2 separate regions of the Homo sapiens genome follow, and region 1 is linked to region 2. A link is a loop called in an ENCODE intact Hi-C map of the cell type or tissue named here. Cell type or tissue: mucosa of descending colon. All regions are shown on one strand. Each heading gives the region's core, and the rest is flanking DNA. Links, peaks and the distances in the headings are about the cores only. Region 1 overlaps SLC6A15 (solute carrier family 6 member 15). Region 2 holds the start of TSPAN19 (tetraspanin 19).

Region 1 (12,419 bases), core at 2,773-10,772, 160 kb after region 2:
TTCAAGAATCAAACTTGATAATAATGAAATCAGTTGCCTCAATGGTAGAGAGCTCAGCATCACTGGAGGTGGTCACACAGAGGTAGCATGTGCCCTAGTTACAGAATCTATTAAGGGGATGACTGTCTCAAATATGTAGGACAGAAATGAGAAGCCCCAAGCTTGCTTTTAACTCTAAGGTAGTATTTTCTACTCTGACTACTTTCCTGTTGTTACTACTACTATGCTAAATACTATGCATACATTATCTTGTTTATTCTTTCTATCAGCTAGATAATTTGCATATTTTATCCCCATTTTACTGCAAAGTTGACAAGCTCAGGGAAAATAAATAGTTGGCCAGAATTAAGCAACCAATACATGATAGACAGGGCTAAAACTGGGCTACAGAATTTTCAAAAAGAATGATACATTCTGAAGGTATGTTTATAATAAACATTTTTCATATGTAAAACAATGGTTTTTGTTTTCGATTTTTTAAACACTTTAGTAAAATGAAAATGTTTTATACAATCTTTTGAAAGATAAAATAGTCTCTCTTACTAACGTACTTGCTTTGACAGGCATAATAGTTGTCAAGGCCCGGGGGAGGGGTCTTAAAAATCAGTCAAAGGAGCATGTTTCTTTGTATCATTTCCCAGTTTTAAAAATGTATACTTCTTGGACAATGTGTAATAATCATTCACCCATTCATTATTATTTTGAGCAAATATTTATTAAGCACTTACTATGTTCTAGACACTGATCTAGTTTTGGAAATACAACTAACAAGGTAAACAATGTGCCTGTCCTCATGGAGTTTCCATTTAGTGGCAGAGGCAGCAAACAATAAACAAATTTATAAAATAACTTCAAGTTATAAGACGTAACGCATGGAGAGAAGAAAGTGGTTGGTATAAATACAGTGAATAGGTTGAATTTAACTCATTTTAATAATATTATGCAAGTGGCTGTTTTGGTCTAATAAGATTAGAGCCATATGAGTGAATGCAAATAATTTGTGTTTATAAATGACACAGATATTTAAGTAACCTGCTGACTCCTAAGACACATCTTTTTAAATCATGGAATTTAAAAATGAAATATTTTGTCCTCTTACCTGCTCACAGAGGAATAAAATTGATGTGTTGCCTTCTTAATATCACTTAAATGTTTGAAATATTGACTTATTTTTCTCCATCTTGTAGGCTTGAAATGTTCTTGTAACTTATTAGGAAACTGTGTTAGAGTCTTACTGAATCCAGATCAGTGTCCTTAAGAATTTAAATGTTTGTTGAATTAATAAATGAAAATTGAAATGTCTGGACATATAATTAGAATATAATTTTCAAAATACTGCAGAATAACCATAAGCTTGCAATTTTAGGAATTGTGTGCAGGAAGAAAAACTCAAATTCCTGTAAATCCTCTCTCAATGAACAATATATTTGAATATCTGCTATTTGTCAGGCACTGATGGATATGCAAAGAGTAATAGGCCACAGTCTGTCCTCATGGAACCCACAATTCAATGAATGAATTGTGTACAAGAAGAAAAACTTAAATTCCTATAAGTTTTATCTTAATGTGCAATATGTTTTAGTATTATATTATTGTACAACCATATTGCAACATATTGTAATGATGATTAGAACATACTAAGTGGAGTAACAGAAGCACATACAAAGTGTGTGATAGTGGCCAGGCGGTGGCTCACGCCTGTAATCCCAGCACTTTTGGAGGCCGAGGCGGGTGGATTGCCTGAGCTCACAAGTTTGAGACCAGCCTGGGCAAAACGGTGAAACTCCGTCTCTACTAAAATACAAAAAATTGTCCGGGCATGGTGGCAGGTGCCTGTAATCCCAGCTACTCGGGAGGCTGAGGCAAAATAATCACTTGAACCCGGGAAGCAGTGGTTGCAGTGAGCCGAGATTGCACCACGGCACTCCACCCTGGGCGACAGAGTGAGACTCGGTCTCCAAAAAAAAAGAAAGTGTGTGATAGTGTAGAGTCAGCAATTGCAATTAAACTGGATTTGCAAGAAGGCTTCACGGGGGATGTAAATTTTGGAGTAGGGTTCGATGGTTGAAGAGAAGTTCACCAGCAAGTTCACAGAGAACTGTGTGTAGGCACAGACAACAGCATGTACAAAGCTCAACGACTGCTGAGTATTTCTGTGTGACTTTTGCATACAACTTGTGCAGCTTGTGGAAGACGAAGGATGATATGCAAGTTGACTGATGATATTGGAGGCTCTGTGGACTCTTGTAAAATGATGGGCTGTTAGCTAGCAAACAGTGTGGAACCTTTGAGGATTTTTAATAGTTCAGTGATAGCACCAGATTTCTAGAAAGATCGCTCTGGCAACTGTGAAAAATGGATTTCTGGGATGCAGAGGAAAGCTAACAGAATCTGGAGGCAAGATGAGCAGGAAACTGTTTTCATACTGAAAGGTGTTGTGCTATTGAGAGGTGAAGCAAAGGGACAGATGTGAGATTTCTGTGGTAGAATTAGCTGGGTGTGGTGATCAGTTGGTTTATGGGATTTGAGGAAGTGGGACATACTAAGGGTAGATTAGAGTATTTTAGCCTCGAATAATATGAGTACAGGAAGAATCTTTTCTTAGTACCTAATTAGAAATTATATTAAAAATATAAAGATAAAATATAAAATTAAAACAAAATTAAAAAGCATATTTTATTAGATAAAATCATAATCAGTCTATCTAGACTTTATAATGTATAATCTTCATTTTCACTTTTATATAAGCAGAATTAATGGAAGTCAATTATATTATTTATAAAGCAGTACATTTGAGTTTTGTTTAAAAACATAAAAAGAAGCTATTGTTCAAAAGTGAATCCATGCTTCTGGCTAGCCACAACATTTCTGAAGAAGAATCATAAAGGGGATTACTTTAATTCAAGTGAGATCAAGGCAACTGCCAAATTTAATGAATGCCAAAAGTACGCAGGGAGAATGAAAAAATCCATCCGAAAGCATTCTGATTTTTTAAAAAATCAAAAAATTTGAGTGAAGGATTAATCAAAGGATTAAACCAATTTGAAATTATTAAAAAATTATGTTCATTACAACCAATTAAGTTAAAATATAATTTATTTTTAAAATATTGTGTTCTAAAGTATGCTGGCATTTTATCCATATTTTTTCCTTAAGGTGTGCCATGTGTTTATATATGATTCTTAAGTGGGTAAAACTAGAGAGTGCCCCTTATTGTGTTGCCTTATATTAATGTTGTTTGTAGTTATTATTGAATTCAGTATCTTTTACCTGCCCGGAAGCATCATCTGCTATGGCACTTTTTCCTCCATTGTTCCAATTCTCCTTCCATTCCTTCCTTCCACAGATACATATGATAGAGTTACTATGTCAGCAACTGTGTTAGGTGTGTGAGATATGGTAGTAAACAGAAAATATCTTTACCCTTACTAGCTTATACCCTGTTAGAGGATACAAAAAATAAACACAGAAACACATAAATAAAATTTGAAAAGTGCTAAGTGCTCTAAACAACAACAACAACAAACCTAGGGTAATATCACTGAGGGTTGGCAGGGGGCAGATGGGAGAGAAAGGATAGAAAAAGGCATCACCTTATTTTGGGTGGTCAGGGAAGACCTCAGGGAGAAGATGAAGATGAGACTAAAATAGTAAGGAGGAGCAAGTCATCTGCAAATAAGGAAGAGGTGCTTCTGAAGGAAGGTGCCGCCCTGCATCTTAAGGCTGGCTGAGCTTGGTAGACTCACAGGATAGCAAGGGCCTGAGTGGCCAGAGCTCCATGGGAAGAGTGGTGGCCAGGCAAGCAGGCACTCTAGGGTAAGACTTTGCAGGCCAGAGGGTGGAATCAGCACTTCACTCCAACGACATTAGAAATTCCTGGAGTGTTTTAAGCAGGGTATGACATAAACCAAGGGGCAGCCAGCAATTCAGTTAGGAGAATATTATGGATAGTCCAGAACCATTTCTAGATGTTTGGCTTTACTAATGGGATGGAGGGTGGGGCCATTTTCTGAAATAGAGATGGGTGGGAATAGCTTTGAGGGAAATTCAGAAGTTTCCCTCTGGACCTGAAATATTTTAGAGACCTATTAGGCCTCCAGAGGAAGATGTCAAGGAGGCAGTGAATGTCTGAGTAGCACACTTCCTTTTCTATTATAAATATTTGCTGAACTGTTTAACAGTGAAAATTGCTGAAGCGGAAAGTAAAATCTTTACACGTTTGATTGTTTGGGTTCTGGAAGATACAGCATAGGAACAATACTGCATTGAAAGCTTTACAGAATCACAATGAAAATTTGGTTAAAAGAAAAAGAAATAGGACTTTATTTTGCTACTTAGAACAACAACAAAAAAGTAGGAATTCATTAGGTAGTTAGTGCCTGTTCATTTCTGTCTTAAATATTTCTTGTTTTATGAACTATAAGGAATCAACACTATTGAAGCTACACCATAGCTGATGGATTTTTTCAAAGGAGATAGTGTGTTTTAAATGTAAATTGTATCTCAAATAAAATCTTAAGGCTGAATCACGACTCATAAACCATTCTTAAAAAATGGCTTTAGAAGTTATTAATAGTTTTATTAATCCTGTCATGAAACAGTGACTGTCAAAGTACAGAAACTAACATATAAAATCTTATCTATAAAAAAATGGTCATTGTATCTCACTTATTTTTATTTTTATTTCTTTGCAGATCATATATTTTAGTTCTCTGTTTCCATATGTGGTACTTATTTGCTTCCTCATCAGAGCATTCCTTTTAAATGGTTCAATTGATGGCATTCGCCACATGTTTACCCCTAAGGTATGTACCATATTTCTATTTAAGGCTTATGATCATGAAAGCATTATGTTTATTGTTAAAATATTCTAAGTTATATTTAAGGAATAATTGTTCTAATGTATGTACATTAAACTTTTAAATTATAGTTGTTAACCAGTCTAGGAAAAACCAGCATTTTTTATGTATAATTATAGCCATTTATCTCCATTTTTTATATCCCATTTTGATTTTAGAGTAAGGCTACCACTATTTCAACTTCAAAAATCTCTCTTTTATAATAAATTTATTTCTAAGTTTTATACTGATTAGACTTCAGAATTTTTCAGTCTTCCTTAACTCTTTCCCCTTTATTTTAGTGGTTTTTAACCTTTTTGTGTCATGGATCCCTTTGAAAAAGTGACGAGGATTTTTTTTCCCAAAAAAAAAAATGAACATATTAATTTGCTTAGTGTATCTGGAAGTTGACTGATCATCTAGAATCCATGGACCCTAAAATAAGATTAAGAGCCCTAAAATACTCTCTCAGAGAAAATAAGTGTTTTCTTTTCTTAGTTAATTTTTTTGAGGTTTTGTAGTTTTGTAGCTTCTGGAAGAATATTTATAGTAATCAGCTTGTGAAGTTCTGTAACTTCTATAGATGCATATATATTTTAGGAAAATTCTCATTAGACTCCATCAAGGGCTCAGAACTTATAATCCATCATGCAACTTTGTAGAGCTAAACTCAACGGTGGGCCCACTTAACCTGGTTAATCATAAGTGTGGGCTTAATCATAATTTCTTATACTGCTTTAACAGGGACCACGTTTTTGATTCTCATATATATATATATATATATATATATATATATATATATATATATATATATGGTGCACCCCACTATTAGTTTGCTAATACTATCATAGGCAGACATTAAGATGAAACTGTCTAAAGATACGATTTCAAAATTAGTTTAGAAATTAAAAGTTATCTGAAGGATGAATGTGCAGGCAGCATTGTGCTGTGAGATTTGGGCATAAGGGATTAGCTTCTCTGGAATTCTTTGTCACTCCTGGCGGCTGCCTTGATACTGCGTAAAAGAAGCTGTGTTCTTTGTGTGTGTGGTTCTGAGTTGGTATTCATTCTGTAGTAGCAAAAATGCTGACACTGGTGTCTGGTTTTCTCAGCTACTTCAAAATTCCTGTTTAACATTTAGAGTTCTTGGAACTTCTCTGTGAACAACTAGTTAAGATTTACGAGTTTCAGCCACACTATAATTTAAATCTGCTACAAATGGGCCACACTTAATGACCAAAAATACTTATATGTATAATATTGAAGAAAATGTTTTCTGAGTTCAAGACAACCAAAATTCTGTGTGAATTTCTAGAATATATTCTCTTTCTAAACTGACAATTGCTTGTGACAAAATTCTAAACATTTGATTTAGCTAGATATTTTAGAATTTAAATGCTTATATGTAATAATTCTATATGGCCCCAGTACTGAAAACTGCAGCATGAATTAACATTTCTGACCTAGACTAGGGATCACTATTAAAATGTTAGTTTTCCTTCAGCTAACTTTTCATTGAGTGTTGATAAGACTCTATTACATTTCTGTAGGATGTGATACTCAATATGAGAAGTAATTGTAATTTTTAAAAATTTTACATTGTTTATGTAGGGGAGAAAGTACATAAGCACATCAAATACTTGTGAAACAGTGAGTGGAGATTTAGTTCAGAAACTGGGCTGCTGGTAATGTCTTTAGTTAATAGGTCTTTTCTGCCATCTAGTGGCTAAAGCAGAGATAGACAGTTGAGTGTATTTTAATAGAATATGATGTAGCAATGGTCAGTAAACAATGTGCATATGTTAATTGTTCATAAATTATGAAGATAATCATGATTATGTTTAATAAGCATATTTCATAGATTTTAATAACCAAAATTAGTTGAAGCAATACATCCTATTGTTTGAGAGAATATGGATTTTGGAATCTACCTATGTTCTTATTTCATCTCTACCTCAGAGCTGCTGTGTAAACTTAGGCAAGTTACATAACCTTCCTAAGAATCAGTTAATAGTGGCAACAACTTCGTGGGTTGTTGTGAGTACTAAATGAGTTAAACCATATAAAATGCTTACCGGTGTGTATGCCGCTATAGCTCATCTATGTTATCGGTTACTGAGCATTTTTAGAGTGTGGTAGGCACCGTGGTAAGTGGTACACTTCTTATTATTCTGATCTTTCTGAAGAAGCTGAAACTCAGAGAGGACACGCCATTTGCCATTGTTTGCACTATTTTAAAATTACTAAATGGCAGAATCAGAATCTGAAACTCTCTGTAGAATTCGTGTTCTTAGTCATGTTTGACATTGCTCTCAATAAAGGCAATTTGATTGTAATGGCAAAAAGAGATAAAATGCCAATTTAAACGCTATTATTACTGAAATCAAAAGGAACTGTTTATTAAGATCTGGGCCACACTTGGCTGATCTGAATTGTTTCATTTAAGTTTTGATTATATACAGTGATAATTATCTAAGACATAAAGCACAACTACATGAAATATCTGTTCAATATTTAATATCTGTTCAATGTCAGAACTTTGGATCTGAAAGAGTATCTTATAGACAATATAGGTGAATTTCTTCAATTTTCAAAGAAAAATCTTTTAGCAGACTTTTGAATGAATGAAGAATACATATGTGAATATGCAAAGTACAAATAGTTCAACTCTGCGAAGTTTATAATTGTTTTCTGCTTCGACCATTAGATTAACAGCAGAAAACACAAAACATGGAGTGTTAGTGAAGCAACTATTAACTTTTATTGGTAATTGACCTGTTTTGCTATGGAAAGAAAAAAAGACATAATGGGAAATGATTGAGGATAATTAATTTTTCTTCATATTCTCATTTCATATTTCCTTTGATATTCTTAAAATATTTAAAAACCACCATGTAAGTAGAAAATCCCCATGTACTTAAAATCTCCATGTAAAGGACTGATCAACTTTCTTACTCATAATTATTTGTTTCCTAAAAATAGATGTTTATGCTTAAGAACATATTATTTCCCGATTTAAATAAACTTTGGATGCATAAATATCATTGTATACTCCATAAACAGTAAATTCCATAAAAATTAATTATTCTGAAACATTATTTTGTAGCTGATTCTATTATGTTTATTTTTAAACAGCTTGAAATAATGCTGGAGCCCAAGGTCTGGAGAGAAGCTGCTACTCAAGTGTTCTTTGCCTTAGGTCTGGGATTTGGTGGTGTCATTGCCTTTTCAAGCTACAACAAGAGAGACAACAACTGCCACTTTGATGCTGTCCTGGTGTCCTTCATCAATTTTTTCACTTCTGTCCTGGCAACATTGGTGGTGTTTGCAGTTCTGGGCTTCAAAGCAAATGTCATAAATGAGAAATGCATTACACAGTATGAATATTAATTTCCATTTGCCTTTTTTCTTAGTTTTTATCTTGTTATTTATACTTTTATTGATACATGATAGCTATACATATTTATGAGATACATGTGATAGTTCGACACAAACATACAATGTATAATGGTCAAATCTGGGTAAATGGGATAGTCATCACCTCAAACATTAATCATTTCTTTGTGTTGGGAACATTGCTCATTCATTAGCTTATAATGGCATAGTCGTTCACAAACTATACACCAAAGAACTCTTATGTGCTCATTTGTATGTTGTTTTATTTTTCAGAAATTCAGAGACGATCATGAAATTTTTGAAAATGGGGAACATTAGTCAGGATATTATTCCCCATCATATCAACCTTTCAACTGTTACTGCAGAAGATTATCATTTAGTTTATGACATCATTCAAAAAGTGAAAGAAGAAGAGTTTCCTGCTCTTCATCTCAATTCCTGTAAAATTGAAGAAGAGCTAAATAAAGTTAGTAAGCCATGTTTGAGCAATAAAATAATTATCATTCACTTGAAATATGCATTATCCAGCAGACTCCCTTCAGGAAAAGGGCCTTAAAATGCCCGAAGAAGCTCTTAAAATGCCCGGAGAAGCTCCTGGGCATTATAAGTCCTTCAGAATTTACATTCTTAATTTTAGAGAATATGTTTTCTTAAATGGTAAAGATTTGCTTTATTTTAAAAAGTTATTTCATTGATTGAGCCACAATAATTTAAAATATGAATATAAAGTGATTTTCATCATAGAATGATGATTAGTCTGAAATCTTTCTTGCTATAATTTTCAATACAGAATTAGAATTATGGCTCTCATTTACACATACATGATTGCTTTGATGCATGAATAATATTTAAAATAGAAATTTTAATAGTTGTGTTCCACAAGTCATGATCAAGTTCTTTTTTTTTTTTTTGAGCCGTAGTCTCTCTCTGTCGCCCAGGCCGGGGTGCAGTGGTGCGATCTTGGCTCACTGCATCCTCTGCTTCCCAGGTTCAAGCAATTCTCCTGGTCAGCCTCCCAAGTAGCTGGGATTACAGGCACATACCACCACACCTGGCTAATTTTTGTAATTTTAGTAGAGACGGGAGAAGGCGGTTCACCATTTTGGCCAGGCTGGTCTCGAACACTTGACCTCATGATCTGCCCGCCTTGGCCTCCCAAAGTGCTGTGATTACAGGCCTCAGCCACCGTGCCCAACCGATGAAGTTCTTTTTCTTAGCTATGTTGTATTAAATAAGAAATAGGTCACCATTAATAAATGTCCTTATATTGGCTGCCACTGTCTCCTGTATGTCGAAAAGGAAAATATAATGGAGAAATTAGTCACTAATTATTTGCTTTAAGATAGTTAACTGTACTTGAGACTAACATAAAGAATCATGTGTGGATATTATTCATTAAAAAGTAAAGCCATCATTAATATAAAAACCTTGAATTCCTTAAGGAAATATTTAATTAATTACTAATGTACCGTTCAAAGTTTTTTTTTTTAATTCTCATCTGTCTTTATGAGACAACACAACTTGAAGTTTGGTTATAGGTACAGTTAGTTAGACAAAGTAAGTTGTTATTTTACAACTCAATATTTGTGATATTTATAAAATAAACTCACATTAATATTTGCAAGTAATTCAATTTCTTTCTGCCCAATTGGAGTATCTGTCTTTTTATTCATTTTGTTATTAGTTTTGACTGGAAATTCATTGTGTCTTCTGAATTATGCAAACCAGTATATCAGCCCAACTTTTTTTTTTTTTTTAATCAGGGAGGTAGGAATATCAGAAGTAAAAAAAGGTAAAGATGTAGGTTTTTTAAATTAAAAATTGGCTTTTTATAATCTACTTATTCTGTTCACATCCTTTTATTTTGCATTTGCAGTTTTCTCTTAAATCAAAACAAGTTTATTATTCATAGTGTATATGTATATATATATATAACAACAATTGATTGAGCCACTTTGAGGTAAGGTAAAACCAAATTTTTAAAATCTTTATATATGAGCCAGAAATAGTTGTATATATATATTTGTATTTATATATCTATGATAATATGTCACTATTCATATTCATAAGCTTTAACAAAACCAAAAATATTATGTATTCTTTAATATAGTTTTTCATTCTAGGAGCCTTGTGAAATAGTTAGTATATACAACACAATCGTGTACTCTGTTTATTAATTATAGGCAAAATTTCATTATTTGGATCTGCTTGATCTAATTAAATCCAGGTTCTGAGAATGACAACATGATTTATCAGGTTAAGAGCTGATTTGAGCATGTCTATTTCCAGCAGTCCTGGCCATTATTCAGAGATCTTTCCTCCTCATTGTAACTGACATATAGAGCCATTGTTTAATAATTACTCTGTACTAATGTTGCTATTTTGTGTATTTTGCAGGCTGTTCAGGGGACCGGCTTAGCTTTTATTGCCTTTACAGAAGCGATGACACATTTTCCTGCATCTCCCTTCTGGTCAGTGATGTTTTTCCTCATGCTGGTCAATCTAGGCCTTGGCAGTATGTTTGGAACCATTGAAGGGATTGTCACGCCTATTGTGGACACTTTCAAAGTGAGGAAAGAAATTCTTACTGGTGAGTTTTTTGTATTTGACTTTTCATTGAACAAATCCAGGCCATTTTATTCTTGGTGAAAGATTAGAGATGAAAAGTGGAAAGTCTTATATTTTGAGTTTTATTAATGTCTATTATCACTATTTATTATTGTATACATTGTATAATTTATTTTATTTTATTTTAATTGTATAATTTTTATTGTATGTATAATATAATATGGATGTTTTAATATAAATTATATTTTATCATTTATAATAAATATTTATTGTTATAATTCATTAATAGTAATGCATTATCAAGAATGACTGACACTAGAATAAAGTCATGGACTGTTTGTGTATAATTTTTATACAAGTCAAATAATCATAATTAGAGCAGTTCAGATGTGATATTCCTATCCAAAAAGTGCATAGCTGAAAATGATAAACCTAAATCCCGTTCTCATATACAGCAGCAGTAGTAATTTACTAGTAGTTAATGTCTCCAAGTAGAGAAGAAAATAAAACAATTTATCAATATGGATGGTAGTTAATAGGTCCAATTTACAAGTGATTATTAAAGTACCAGTTTAATGCATCATACTCCCATTTAAGGGCTATAAAGGATATAAAATAAATTATAAGAGATATACAAATATATAAAAAACTCTTCTCCAAAAACAATAACACTAAAATTAAAATCAGATTGCATAGATAAGACTTACAGCATGTAAAATACTGATAGCATAATGGATTTTACATATAAGAATTCAAAAGAGTCTAGGTCATCTAAATATACGATGGAACTGTCAGAGAAAGAGATGAAAGTTGAATTGGAAAGAGGAAGGATCTTCTCAAGGGTCAGAGGATAGCTAGTAAACATACATAAATGAAGATAAAGGCAACAATAAGAAAGCCAACCATACTAGAGTACAGAAACAATACTGGTAAGTGATGTAAAATAAGATTGGATACAAATTTTGTAGAGATGACCATGAATGCTGGGCAGTGGTGTGCAATTCCCCAAGGCTTTTTTTTTTTTTTTTTTTTTTTGAGACGGAGTCTTGCTCTGTCGCCCAGGCTGGAGTGCAGCAGTAGTGCGATCTCAGCTCACTGCAAGCTCCGCCTCCCGGGTTCACGCCATTCTCCTGCCTCAGCCTCCCGAGTAGCTGGGACTACAGGCGCGTGCCAACACGCTTGGCTAATTTTTTGTATTTTTTTTAATAGAGACGGGGTTTCACCGTGTTAGCCAGGATGGTCTCAATCTCCTGACCTCGTGATCCGCCCGCCTTGGCCTCCCAAAGTGCTAGGATTACAGGCGTGAGCCACCGTGCCCAGCTCTTTCTTAGCCATAAAAAATTTACTAATAATATATGTCTAAATAAGTCTCAAATATATACCTTTATCATTTGCTGCTCTGATAATTATGTCTGTATGTGTTTGTGCATGTGCATGTGTGTGCGTGTATAAAACAATTTAATTTCAGCAGTCTGTTAATATTGATAGCTATATATCCACAATTCAGCTGAACAGAAATGAGAAACTGCTTTATATTATTCAAGAAAGTGATTTCCACTTAATATGAAAATCCATATCCTGCCTGACATGCAGGCTAAAGTCATTTTTGTATTCTTA
Region 2 (12,419 bases), core at 2,720-10,719:
ACATATTAAATCCACTCAGTGGGCCTTTATACTTCCCTCTTTCCAGAATACAGGCTTCCTAGATAACCATGTGGCTCAGCTTTACATTCATTAAGTCATTGCTCAAATATCACCTTGTCACAGAGACCTTCCCTGACTATTTAAAATAGCAAACTCCAGTCTCTATCTCCTTACATTTTTTTCCTTCATAGCAGTTATCACTATTGAAATATTGCATATTTGTTTATTATCTGTCTCCCTACACTGGAACATTAAAACAGAGAAACAGAATCTTTGCCTGTTTTGTTCACTGCTGTATTCTTAGTGACTAGAACACATTCTATCACAAAGCAATATTTATTGAATGAATATGAATATCTACATTGTAATTTATACTAATACATAAATGCCATTTAATTTTAAAATAGCTTTTAACATATCATGAATATTTTTTACATTAAATATTTGTCTGTCATTTTTAAAAATAGGTTTATTAGTCAACAAAAAAGGTCTTGTTGAACATTTAGAATGCTGCCATTTCTCATTATAAACCAAGCCAAGGTTAATTCTAATTAAATCTTCGATCTTTCCATTAGTCTTAGAACAATTCCAAGAAGTAAATTTGCACAATTCAAGCAAAATACTGTTGGGCTTTTCAAATAAGTGATTATATTTTTCCCAAAAAAAGATGTATATACTGATACTGCCAAAAAAATTCTCTTGATTAGTTTTATTTTCTTTAATATAAAATAATAGGATGTCTGGTATTAATTAGGACTGCGGAAACAAAATGCTGATGGTATTTACTGAAGACCTAAGAAAGATAGTAAAAAAAAAATGAATGAACTAAACCCAACAGTCCAATATACTGTAGATATATTAGAAATACACTAAATGTATACACATGTGCACAGTAAGAGATAAGAACTTTAAGCACTTTAGTTTACTAAATTATAATTTGTTCATACTTACAGAAAGCTTATCTGCCAGACAGATGAAAATAGTACTTACTTAAAATATCAGTATCTTCCAGGTCCTGAAGAATGAGCTCTTCAACAGCTTTACTCCTGTTCTTTATGATGTTAATACAGTGAAGAACTGATTCTGGTAATTCAACTGAATCCTAAAAATTTGAATAATACAAGAAACTGTGAAAGTGTTTATTATCAAAATTATGTGTCAAATTTTGGACCCTTCATTCCACAGCAAAAATGTGACCAAAACATGTAAATGAAGTAAAAAGATTCCATATAAACAGCACAGTTCAGACAAATATATTTGGCTAGAGTTTACTTTTAATTTTCAGGTGGTTGTGCATTTCTAGAAAACTCTAAGAAAACAAATGAAAAGAGTTACCTACACATCACTTTCGTTAACTTTATTACAGGCTGTTTATTTTTGAATGCCCTCAATAGTTGTATATATTTTTAGATTAATTCCAACTTCAAATAAATATTATCAAATATTAATCAAAACTGCAAGATTATTTTTTCAAAATATTTAATATCAAACTAATACCTGATATAATTATTTATTACATTCAAAACTGGCTTTGTGATTATCATACACAAATTTAGTCACATTTGTAAGCTATTATAAAATATCTACCAATATAGCCTATGTAACTCGATTTGTAAATTTTCTAAATAGCTAAATATATTGATATGCAAAATGCAAAAATAAAATTCCTTCCTCCATAAACACCGTAACTAGTTAGAAAATATAATGCAAATAAATAATATTCATAACAACAAAATACTTGAAGCATCTAGGAACAACTTTAATAATAATCTTGAAGTTACATATATCTACATGATGACAACACTTCACTGAGGGACCTCAAGCATGGCATCAATGAAACGATATAAATGCTTCTATATAGAAGAACATGATATGCACCTGCTTTTATTTAACTAAAAACAAATATTGTCTGCCATACTGGGTTTTCATGTGTTGAATTTAGGATTTACAGCCAGCTTTATTTTCTCTATCCTAACTAATGGAATTCAGTGTTTAGTTTTGAGAATGAACATTAGAAGATAATGAGAAAATATTACCTTTCTTTTAGTACTACAGAAAAGCATGTAAAATTATATGTCATAAAATGAGTCCTGATAAAGTAGTGTATTAAAAATAGTGACAAAAATATCAATTCTACTTTTCTGACATCTGTCCTGCATTGAGATTTCTATTTCTTGTTTAACTAAGAAATAGAATTCTAAGCTACCTGGATTGTAGAGATTGTTGTTATGTCTTGGGAAATATAGTTCATAATCTGTAAATCCTTAGTTAATAATTTTTTCCCCTGGTAATAATACTTACACTGATTCTAAGTGATATAAATAATAGTGAGGTATCTTAATTGAAACAGAAGGGCTTTAAAATTTTCTTCTTCCTTTATATAAAAAGGTATAATAAAATATAAAACAATCCATTATTCTGTTGGATTTCATACTCAAATAAAGAATTTCAGATTTTTTTGCCTCATTTAAATGAGCTCTGGATAAAAGACATAATAATGTAACAATGTTAATTTTTCTAAATGTAATAGGTAGGTTTAGTGCAATCCTAATAAAATAACAAAGTTCTCAAATCTTTAAAAAATTTTCTTTTTCAAAAAAAGCTTAGTTAAGATTTTCAAATGATAAAAAGATGTGAAGAATTTGGTCCACTCAATATTTACAAATATACAACAGTAGGAAAATAATGAATAAAGTAATGGAAAAGAACAGACAGCCTTGGATAGATCATATGTACAATAACTATCAGTAAGACATATGATAAATCAATTGAGAAAAATTAGATTATTAAACAAGAGACACTGGAAATATTAGCTCAATATGTGCAGGAGATTTTCAAATTAGTTCTACATTTCATAACATTCCTGAAAATAAATTCCAGTTGGATTAAGGATATTGGTATAAATGAATAAATCTATGAATAAACTCTGAAGCATATAAACATTGGTAAATATACACAAATAAAAGGATAATTTGTTTTATTTCCAAAAGTAACCATTTTGATATGTCAAAAGATTTCATATACATTTTTCTTCCCATGTAATTTAATCATGCTAAAATGTTCACAAGTAAAAACAAAAATCAGGATATAAATATATATAATGATAATCCCAATTTTACGAAGATGTATAGGTGACTATATATATTCAATATAATTTATATTTATATAAATTGTTTATAACAATGCTGCTAAAAATGAGAAGTACATAAAAACATCCTGAGAAAAGTAATATTTCTCCTGAAAAGCCTACTCCTGTTAAAAGGCTCAAAAGTGCAATACTCACTGTATCACTATCATCACTCTGGGTTTCTGATTTTGCATCACTCTCAATGTCTTCTTTTTCCAAGGAGGAAATGCTGAGTTTATCCAATTCAGCTTCTATTTCTGCTTTGAGCTTTGCATCATCATCGTCCATTATTCTTCATAATAAAGCACAGAACTGCTTTAAAAAATGAAGAGGCTAATATGTCACTAAAAATTATGTGTTCTCTAATTTGTCATACCAATCCAACATATTTATTTAAATATGTTTTAATTTAACAAACTTTTATCACACCTTATTATGGTTACACCAAACATTGTTTTATCTCTTCAATCATTCTTTTTAAACTTTGACTACAAAATGATCAACTGTAATTGTACGCTAATACTCTTATTGATTTATATGTTTATATAATTTTACTATATATAATAAAGATCAGAATTGTTTATAAAATTTTTGTTTCAGTTATTAATACATATAAATGTAGGTATGTATGCATGAGTTGCAATGTAATATGTGTTGTTGTTAATGTTCTGTTTTTTATTTTTCACTGTTGGTCTTAGTCCCAAAAAAGGTTTGAAAACGTACTAGTCAGCTATCATTTTATTTTTCATGACACTAGTTTAAACCTTTCTTTCTTTACTCAAGGGCCTGACCTTTCCACCTGTCTTCTTGTTCTTTTCTTCATTCCTTCTTTCCATCCTCTTTCCCTTTCGTTAATTCCTCCTTTCACTCTACTCAATCATCTCAAAATCAGTTCTACCCATAACTTCCACCCTCACTCACTCACTCAAAAATAAAAAATAAAATAAAAAAAGGAAAAGAAAGAAAAGAAAAGAAAAACAAAGTGAAATGGAACTCCAGACAGAACCAGGGCAAAATATTATCCTGCAATGGAACTCAAAGTGCATTTAAAAAGCTTTATTAGAAGGAAAGCTAGATTTTTTTTTTATGCCTACAAAGCAAAATGCACGGGTATACTAAACTTTATATAGAAAGAGAGGCAGGAGAGTATGGTGGAGGTAAGAGTCATTTCCTTTACATGACTTTCTCTGTTCATCTACTGGCTCATTAGATCACCCCTGTCCAATTACATATTTGAGCACTTACGCAAGTTTAAATTTTCTATTAGCAACTTTTTAAAAACAAAAGAGAAGTGCAATTAATTTTTATAATATATTTTATTTAACCCAATATATCCAAAATATTTCAACGTGTAATAACAAAATTAATTATTAATATCATTGCAAAGAGTTTATATTCTTTCTTTGGACAGTAATTCTTAGAAATCTGTTGTGTGTTTTACACCTGCAGCACATCTCAGTTAGGATTAGCTGCATTTCAAGTCCTCAGTAGCCACCTGCAGTTAGTGGTTACTGTATATGACGTGCAGTCATGGATGGGTCTCACTGTAAATGGGCTACATTAAAGTGCTCTAAGTTGATAACGAATCACTTGGAGTTCACTAAAGCTGTCAAAAGTAGAAAAGCTTAAGGAACTCCCCCTTCAACCCCTGTAAAGAAAGGGGAGAGAAATCTACTTTATAAGGTTCATATAAATTATATATTACCAAAAAAAAAAGAAAGAAAGAGAGACAGAAAAAGAAAGGGTGGAAAGGAGGGCGACAAGAAGGGAAGGAAGGAAGGAAAATAACGTCAATTGGTTTGTGGGGAGCGGTGAGTGAGTAACCATCGAATGATCCCTACATAGCCAAGACATCTCTTTAAGTTTTGAATGAGTTCTCGAAATCTCCAGGGTGGAAGGGAGCCTCGAGCTTCGCAGAGTCGCACAGCCATCCCCTGACCCGCGGTCTCTCCCTTTGCTGGAAGTCTGGCCAGGCAGAGAGAGTCCCGGCTCGGCCTGAGCTCCCACAGCTGTTCACCTCCCTCAACGGGAATCCCAGTCTTAAGACCCCGGCTCACCCCTCAGCAGCGAGATTCCTTGGCTTTGTTGTAAGACAGCGCCCATAGCCGCTACACAAAGCGTATCCATGGCAACAGCCAATCACAAGGAAGAGACACCGGTTTTTCCCTACAGGTGCTCTAGAAGGACAAACAATCTCGATTCTAAATTGAAACGAACGCAGCATTTCAGGGACTGGATGAGGAGCTTACGGTTTTTTACAGGTAGATTTTAATATTTAAGTAACTTTGGAAAATACTTAATAAAATGAAATTTTGTTATAATTACCCAAGTAGATGTAATCTCACTTTTAAATTTTTTAAATTGTTTCTGAGCTACATATATTTATATTTCCATCTGGTGATTTGCCCATGTATAAGGTGTTCATTCCACAAACCCTTAATCCTGAACAGTGATTTGTGGGACATAGAAGTATGGAAGAGAAGTCAATAAGTTGTTTGCCTTCCATGACAACAGTTTTTTAAAAAAGAAAAGAAAAGAAAAAGGAAAAAAGAAAAAAATCATCAATCAATGCCCATCAAAAACCTCTAACTGAAGGGATGTGGGTGAGAAATTTGAAAAATTATTTTCTGGAGTTATTTTACTGTAAAAATATTGTCACACAGTATTTCAATATAAAACCTTAATTTCTAAGTTTATGTCATGCTATTTAATTTTAACTTAATTTATTAAAGTTTTTTGTGGAGCAAATACATAGGGTACAAAATAATATTTTAATTAATAACATATTTTTTACTTTAATTTTCTTTTAAAGTTTGCAAATAAGGCATTAAATTCTAAAAGGAAGTAGCCATAATTGTAAAAGGTATCTGCTATAAAATAAGCTAAAAGCAAATATTTCACTGAGCCTCTGGAAAAAAAATAGACTACATTTCCTGGTAACAATAAACTTGAATTGCATCAACATAAGAACTAATAATATAAAGTGAGACGTTAATAGATTTCTCATATTAAAAGCACACATGTTAGTTTCCTTTTCAGGAAAGATGATTTTAAAAAATAAACTACACTTGGTTTCAGGTCTAATTAAATTCAGAGTATTTTCATTATCAAAGTCCATGCTCAAATGGAATTTGTTCTTTTTTTTAAGTTTGGTTTTATTGCTGATTTATAGACTATTGAAATTATCTATTTTTTATTGTTTTTTTAGAGACAGGGTCTCCCTCTGTTGCCCAGGCTGGAGTGCAGTGGTACAATTATTGCTCACTGTAGCCTCCAACTCTTGTACTCAAGTAATCCTCCCGCCTTGGCCTCCCAAAGCACTGGGATTATAGGTATGAGCTACTGTGTTCGAACCTCAAACTGTTCATTTAAAATAGACTTTCATATTGTGTTGAAGTTCACATAAGAATCTTAAGATTAGTTTTATTTTTGATTGTGAAACTATCCAGACTTCTAAAAATTATAAATCCTTTAATAATTTCAAAATTAATTTTGAATAACTAGTTTTCATAATCAAATAATTTTGGAAATAATGCCTTAGTTCCTTTCCTTCTCAAAGCTTACTTTGTCAAATATTGACAGCAAAAAAGAAAAACAGTGAAAGATTTTCTGAAGATAAATTAATTCATGGTGATAGATCTCCTATATTGTCATGCGATTTTTTACTTTGGAAGAAAGGACAACTTTATCAATTAGTCATAATTTCGCTAGAATATAACTAATCAAAAATAAAAGGCAGCAGTTATCTAATACATTTGTAGATTATAAGTAAATTTAACTTGACACTGTTGTTTATCAACCATGTAGTATTTAGCAGAAGTCCATTTTAATTGCATTATTCCTAGAAACGGTAACTTCAGATTGAGTATGTTGGTTTGCCTATGACTCTTTAACCTGAGTAGACTTTTGTTTCTTTTGAACATGTTAACTTCATTTCATTTAAATTTTAAAAACAATTTGTAGGTGTGGTTGATTTATAGCATATTGGCTTAACAATGCATATTTCCTTTAGAGAGTACATAATAAATATTTATTGAGAGAATGAAAGAATGAGAGATAACTGTTTGTTCTTTGTTATCTGACAAGACTAATATTCCTTTGAAAATGTGTTGTAGTGAAATCATTTTAGTTTAAGAGCATTTTTCAACAACTGCTTTATTCTTCATATGGCAGTGATATAATTTAAATATCCCATAATATCATTGTTGTGTTCAAAATAGTTGCAGAGCAGGTATTTCTTTGTTTCATTTTCTTGAGGCACCGTAATTATTGAGTAAAAGTAATTTACTATGTAGCTCATAGTACCACATATTGTATTCTTAGGCCTCTCATTCTCTTGTTCCACTTAAAGTGTGTCTCAAGCCTTCAGATTCTCTAACTCTCTTTGTGCTCCCTCCCAGCTGCTGTCATGACCAACCACTTCACAGAAAAATGAGAATTTATGACTTTCCCACAGTTTCCATCCCATTCCCCATTCTCACATGCATGACTCTTGTATAATCTTAATATTTCTATACTGAGATATGATATAACGAGATTCTAGCCTTATGATATAACGAGATAACTAACATCTAGCCAGGCACTGGGCTAAGAGCTTTACAAACATAATCTCATCTAATTTTCACAACATCTCTTTGAGGCATGTACTATTACAATCTGCATTTACAGATGATGATACTGGGGCTTGGGAAAGTTATTGAGAGGGTGGTTTATATCAATGGAGTTAAATCTCATCTCTGCCATTTATTAACTAAGTGACCTTTGGCAAGTAATTTTGCCTTGCTGAGTCTTTCTCTCCTCATTGATGATATTGGGGATAATAGCATTTGCAAAATATCGACGATAAAGGGAATCAATTTAAATGAGACAATGTAGAATATGAGATAATGTTCAAAGTTTAATTACATCATTTCTACAGACTACATTCCATCTTTGATTCTTTGGTTATCCCAATGCTGGCAATTCTACTTCCTACTACATCTCTCATATTGTGATACTGTTTCCATTCCCACAGCCATTTATAAATTATCCCCCTATCTTAAGTGTCTTTTCTAATTTGGCTTCCACATTGAGGCCAGAATTACGACTCCCTATTACCTTCAGGAAAAAAAAAATCTTTAGTAAAGCATATAAGATTTGTCACAATCTTTACTGAGTCTACTTCTTTAGCTTATCTTTCATCTCTTGCCACTCTGATCCATGCCTCCTTACACCTCATTATAAAGCTTCTGAACATAGTGTTCCCTCTGTCTTGAATATTTCCTATCTCTCTCCCATTTTTATCTAACTAGGACCTTCTTAATCTTCCTTCAAGAGTCATCTCAAAATCATCTTCTCTATGAAACTTTCCTGTTTCCTTTATTTCCTGTCCCCACCTCAACACATAATTCAGGTTTTAATATTTGACTCCTTGACATTCTCTTACTTGTTCATTTGTGTGTTCCCATCTCTTGGAACTTAGAATATAAAAACAATAACAAGAAGCAATTAGAGTTTATTAAACTAGTGCAAAATAATACCTATGAATAGATTAATTATTGTAAGTTGTCCATTCCTATAGCATCTCTGCTGTTGAGCTTTCAACATCAATTAACTAATCAGGAACTGAACAAAATAAATGCCACACCAGGACCTTATTTAATTAAGTTAGAAACAAATTCTTTGTTTATAGCAAAAGAAAATATAGATCTTTCACACTACAAATATTTAAATAAGAACTACACTTAACTTACTGTGTATCTTTGTGTTGGCACGTCATTGTTCTCATTGACGTTGTTTCCAGTATGTGGAGCTTATGGCTGAAAAAGCCAACACATGAACATCTCATTTTACCATTCTTTGTAAACATAGTCATGGGCTTCTTTGAATCGTTGCTTGGATGCACAGTTTGTTGTGTTTTAACTTTGTAACCTTGAACCACAGTTTTGAAATTACCATAAACATCTTCCTTACCACGTTGCCTACATTTGCGCTTACTAAGTTCTCACCCCTTTTGACTTCTATACCATGTAACACCATGATATGACACCATGATCTAGAACTGTCTTTCTCTATTGGTTTCCATGAGATCATGCCTTGATTGTCTTCTCAGTCTGTAAAAGTCAGCTTTAAAAATTCCAAATTCTTAATTGTATCATTTCATTCTCTACCATCAAACCTCTGCCCATTTCCATCTATAGACAGTCCCTCTTCTCTTTCATTCACACCCATGACACTGGTTCTCTATGAATGACTTTCAAGTCTGTACAGCCTATGCTACCCATTTATCTGCACTCCATTTATAGTCCTTATGAGACATAACCCACAGATATTCTTTACCAATTCAAATTTAATCATGAAATATTGAATTTATGAATTTTTCTTCTAAACCATTTTCCTGAATTTTTAAATTTCCAGTGATTACCATTATTCTTTTATTTTCCCATCCTACATGAATCTTTCTGATTGTCTTTGATTCTTTTCCACAGTAAAGCATATTAAAGCTTAATCCAAGCTCTCTTTTTTTTCTAATTATCTTCTGTAATTGGCCTTTTCTGACCAGTGGGCATTTTGTTTGGCCCTCACCACCCTATTTTCTTTTCTTTATCCTGGGTACATGGTTGCCTTCAACTGGAGCTGAGTATTGCTGTGGGACCAAGTCTGTGCTGGTGGACTCTAAATGGAAGAGAAGTGTACAACTTCAACCTCACTTGCTTAAAAGATGCCTGCCTGAGTTTACTCATCCCCTTCCCTTTCTGTTAGCTATAAAAGATGGCACCTGGAGCCAATTTGGAAGCCACATGTTGAACAGGCCAGAGTTAGCTCCAAGTTTCTAACATGATTTTCTAGAAGTGAACCAATCACCTACTTTGAACTGAGATAAATAAAAGTTTACTTCTATATTTGGGTCCTTTGATAAAGTATTGCAGCTTGACCCTGCCTAACATGCTAATTATTACCACATCAACACTCAAGTCCATGCCTTCAACATTTCACATCAGAGTTACCACAGAGCTTTCTGGTTCATTAGTATCCATTCTCTTTCTTCTTCACAGACAGGGGCCAAGACCTTGTGCCTATCTTCTCGTTCAGGCTGTGAGAGAGCTTTTCACATGTGGTAGTAAATAGAATTGGAACCAAAAATGTAGATTTATAGCATCTTTGAAATAAACTGAAATAAAAATCATGCAGTCTTTCCAACTGAGCGTCCCATCAAAACATGCCAGGCATTAGAGGAATTAAAGAATAAGACAATAGGATGGAAAGTAGAAAAAACAAATGACAGCAAGAGAATTCAAAGCATAGGTAGAAGATATAACCTGTAGTGACTCCGTAAACTGAGAAGAACACTGGGAGATTTTACGAGGAAGATGGTTTACGATAAAGTAGGGAAGGTAGTACATAGACTAATGTAGACATCTCTTTTTTTTCCACTTTTCAAAGGATCCTTCAGTTCAATAAACAAATTGCTTTCTGCCTAATTAGGGACAGACAAATAGCTTTAAAATAATCTTATTAAATCTGCTTCTATCATGTCAATCATGCGCTACATATATTAAAACATTGTAAACTACAGTATGTTTAAAATTATAGTGCTAGTTAGAATTAAAACAGTGAGAAGAGAAAAGAGAAAATCTGGGAACATACTCAAGATTAGATTTGAAACTTTCATCTCTAATGAAACCAGCACCAAAAACCAATGGAGTAGGTATTGATTTTTCCATGAAAGTTTTAGGAAAATTGACTACCTGGAAAATAAGTTTTAATGAAAGCTACTTTAGTTTTTTTATATACTGCATACTAAACTAAATTATAGATTAAGTAATTTAATTCATCTATCTATTCATGCATTCAACAAATATATATCAAGTACCTGCTGTGTGCTAAACCTGGAGGTTACAATGGTATATAAGACATACTCTCGCCACTTAAATACCCCTGACTCTCTGTGGGGAAGAAGACAGGTCAATGAGAAATTTGAGAGGCAACAAATTGGGTTAAGAGAAAGATCCCCAAACCAACACCTCAGTGAGGAGCTAATATTATTCTGAGAAAGGGGAAGGGCATGCAGAAGTGAGGAAAACTTTCCAGCCAAGGGAACAAGGTATATTAAGACTGGAAATGTTCCTGGCTATCTAATGGTTAGGATTAAAATAAAAATTTAAAAATACAGTAAGATGGAAAACAAAATATCTTATACTTTTTGAAACTGCAAGAAATTCAGTAAGGCTACTTGACTTGTTATACAAATGTCTTCTTACTCTTGATTGCCTAGTCAAAGCATTGCAGATATATATTTATTATTTTAAGTACAGATACTCTCTAGTAAAAAGAAAATGCAGGCAAGGTACAGTTTCAAGATACCTTCAATAAATCCTTTCATTTAGAGATGGAAGTATGTTATACTGATAATTGATTTGAGAAGAAAAATGTGCAAATAAAGAACATAAGTAGGGAGAAATATTTAAAGTTGTTGTGTAGAATGTTTAAAAAGTTATGGTTGTCTTTTCAGAATCATCAATATCTTGGAAGAAAAAGAATGTTAAGAAATAACAAAACAATAATTATTAAGTACTTTCTTAATCTCATTAATGGAGCTTTCTTGGTAAGAATCTTCATAATTATACAGTAAAGAAAATGTAATCTATTGTATAGGCAATTACAAAAAAATAAGCATTGACTTTCTTTTTTTAGGTTCTTGGACTTTTATTCATGGGATTTGGTGCATGGCTCTTATTAGATAGAAATAATTTTTTAACAGCTTTTGGTATGTATCTATTTTTGTTTTTCTCTCAGTGAAATAGACATTCAATTTTTAACAGTTGTATACACAATTTATTCAGCAGGTGGCAGTATTTCTCTGTAATTTATTAAGTGTCCAGCATTCCTTCTGAAAGTCTTCATCAGTTGTAGAGATTTTTTAAAGGATACAAAATTACAGCTAGGTAGAAGAAAAAAGTTCTGGTGTTCTATACTACTGTAGGATGACTGTAGTTAACAATAATGTATTACATAGTCACAAATAGCTAGAAGAATATTGAATATTCCCAACACACAAAAATGATACATATTTGAGATGACCGGACATGCTAATTACTCTGATCTGATCACTATATATATTGTATGTATCAAAACAACACCCATGAATATGTACAATTATTAGTTGTCACTTTAAAAAGAAAATTTAAAAATGCAATTTTAACCATGTAACTTTCCTATTAAAAGCTTATGTGACTCCCCATTGCCACTATTTACTCGTACAGCAAATATTACTAAGCATCTTCTCTGTGTCAGTCATTGCCCTAAGAGCTGA

What was found. Hi-C counts contacts between places; a loop is a spot of excess contacts. Peaks named below come from ENCODE experiments on the same cell type or tissue, not always from the same donor. Only the 100,000 strongest peaks of a DNase experiment are listed, where the experiment ranks them.
Region 1: it touches region 2 in a loop (5-fold over the local background); 97 of 110 quality-filtered maps call a loop at or near these places.

What each region holds. Positions count from the first base shown.
Region 1 is chr12:84,868,883-84,881,301 of GRCh38, reverse strand. SLC6A15 (solute carrier family 6 member 15) reads left to right here. Exons shown (of 12, transcript NM_182767.6): 6 at 4,695-4,805; 7 at 7,974-8,215; 8 at 8,508-8,700; 9 at 10,632-10,824. Among named protein-coding and RNA genes, the nearest start is that of SLC6A15, 38 kb to the left of the region's middle. In mucosa of descending colon, for the core only: a CTCF peak has its summit at 6,591 (motif pointing left); no DNase peak of the experiment used is centred there.
Region 2 is chr12:85,029,173-85,041,591 of GRCh38, reverse strand. TSPAN19 (tetraspanin 19) reads left to right here and starts at 5,315. Exons shown (of 9, transcript NM_001100917.2): 1 at 5,315-5,388; 2 at 11,619-11,711; 3 at 11,801-11,873. The coding sequence starts at 11,646. It overlaps LRRIQ1 (leucine rich repeats and IQ motif containing 1), which reads right to left and starts at 5,241. Exons shown (of 27, transcript NM_001079910.2): 1 at 5,185-5,241; 2 at 3,284-3,439; 3 at 991-1,102. The coding sequence starts at 3,415. In mucosa of descending colon, for the core only: no CTCF peak of the experiment used is centred there; no DNase peak of the experiment used is centred there.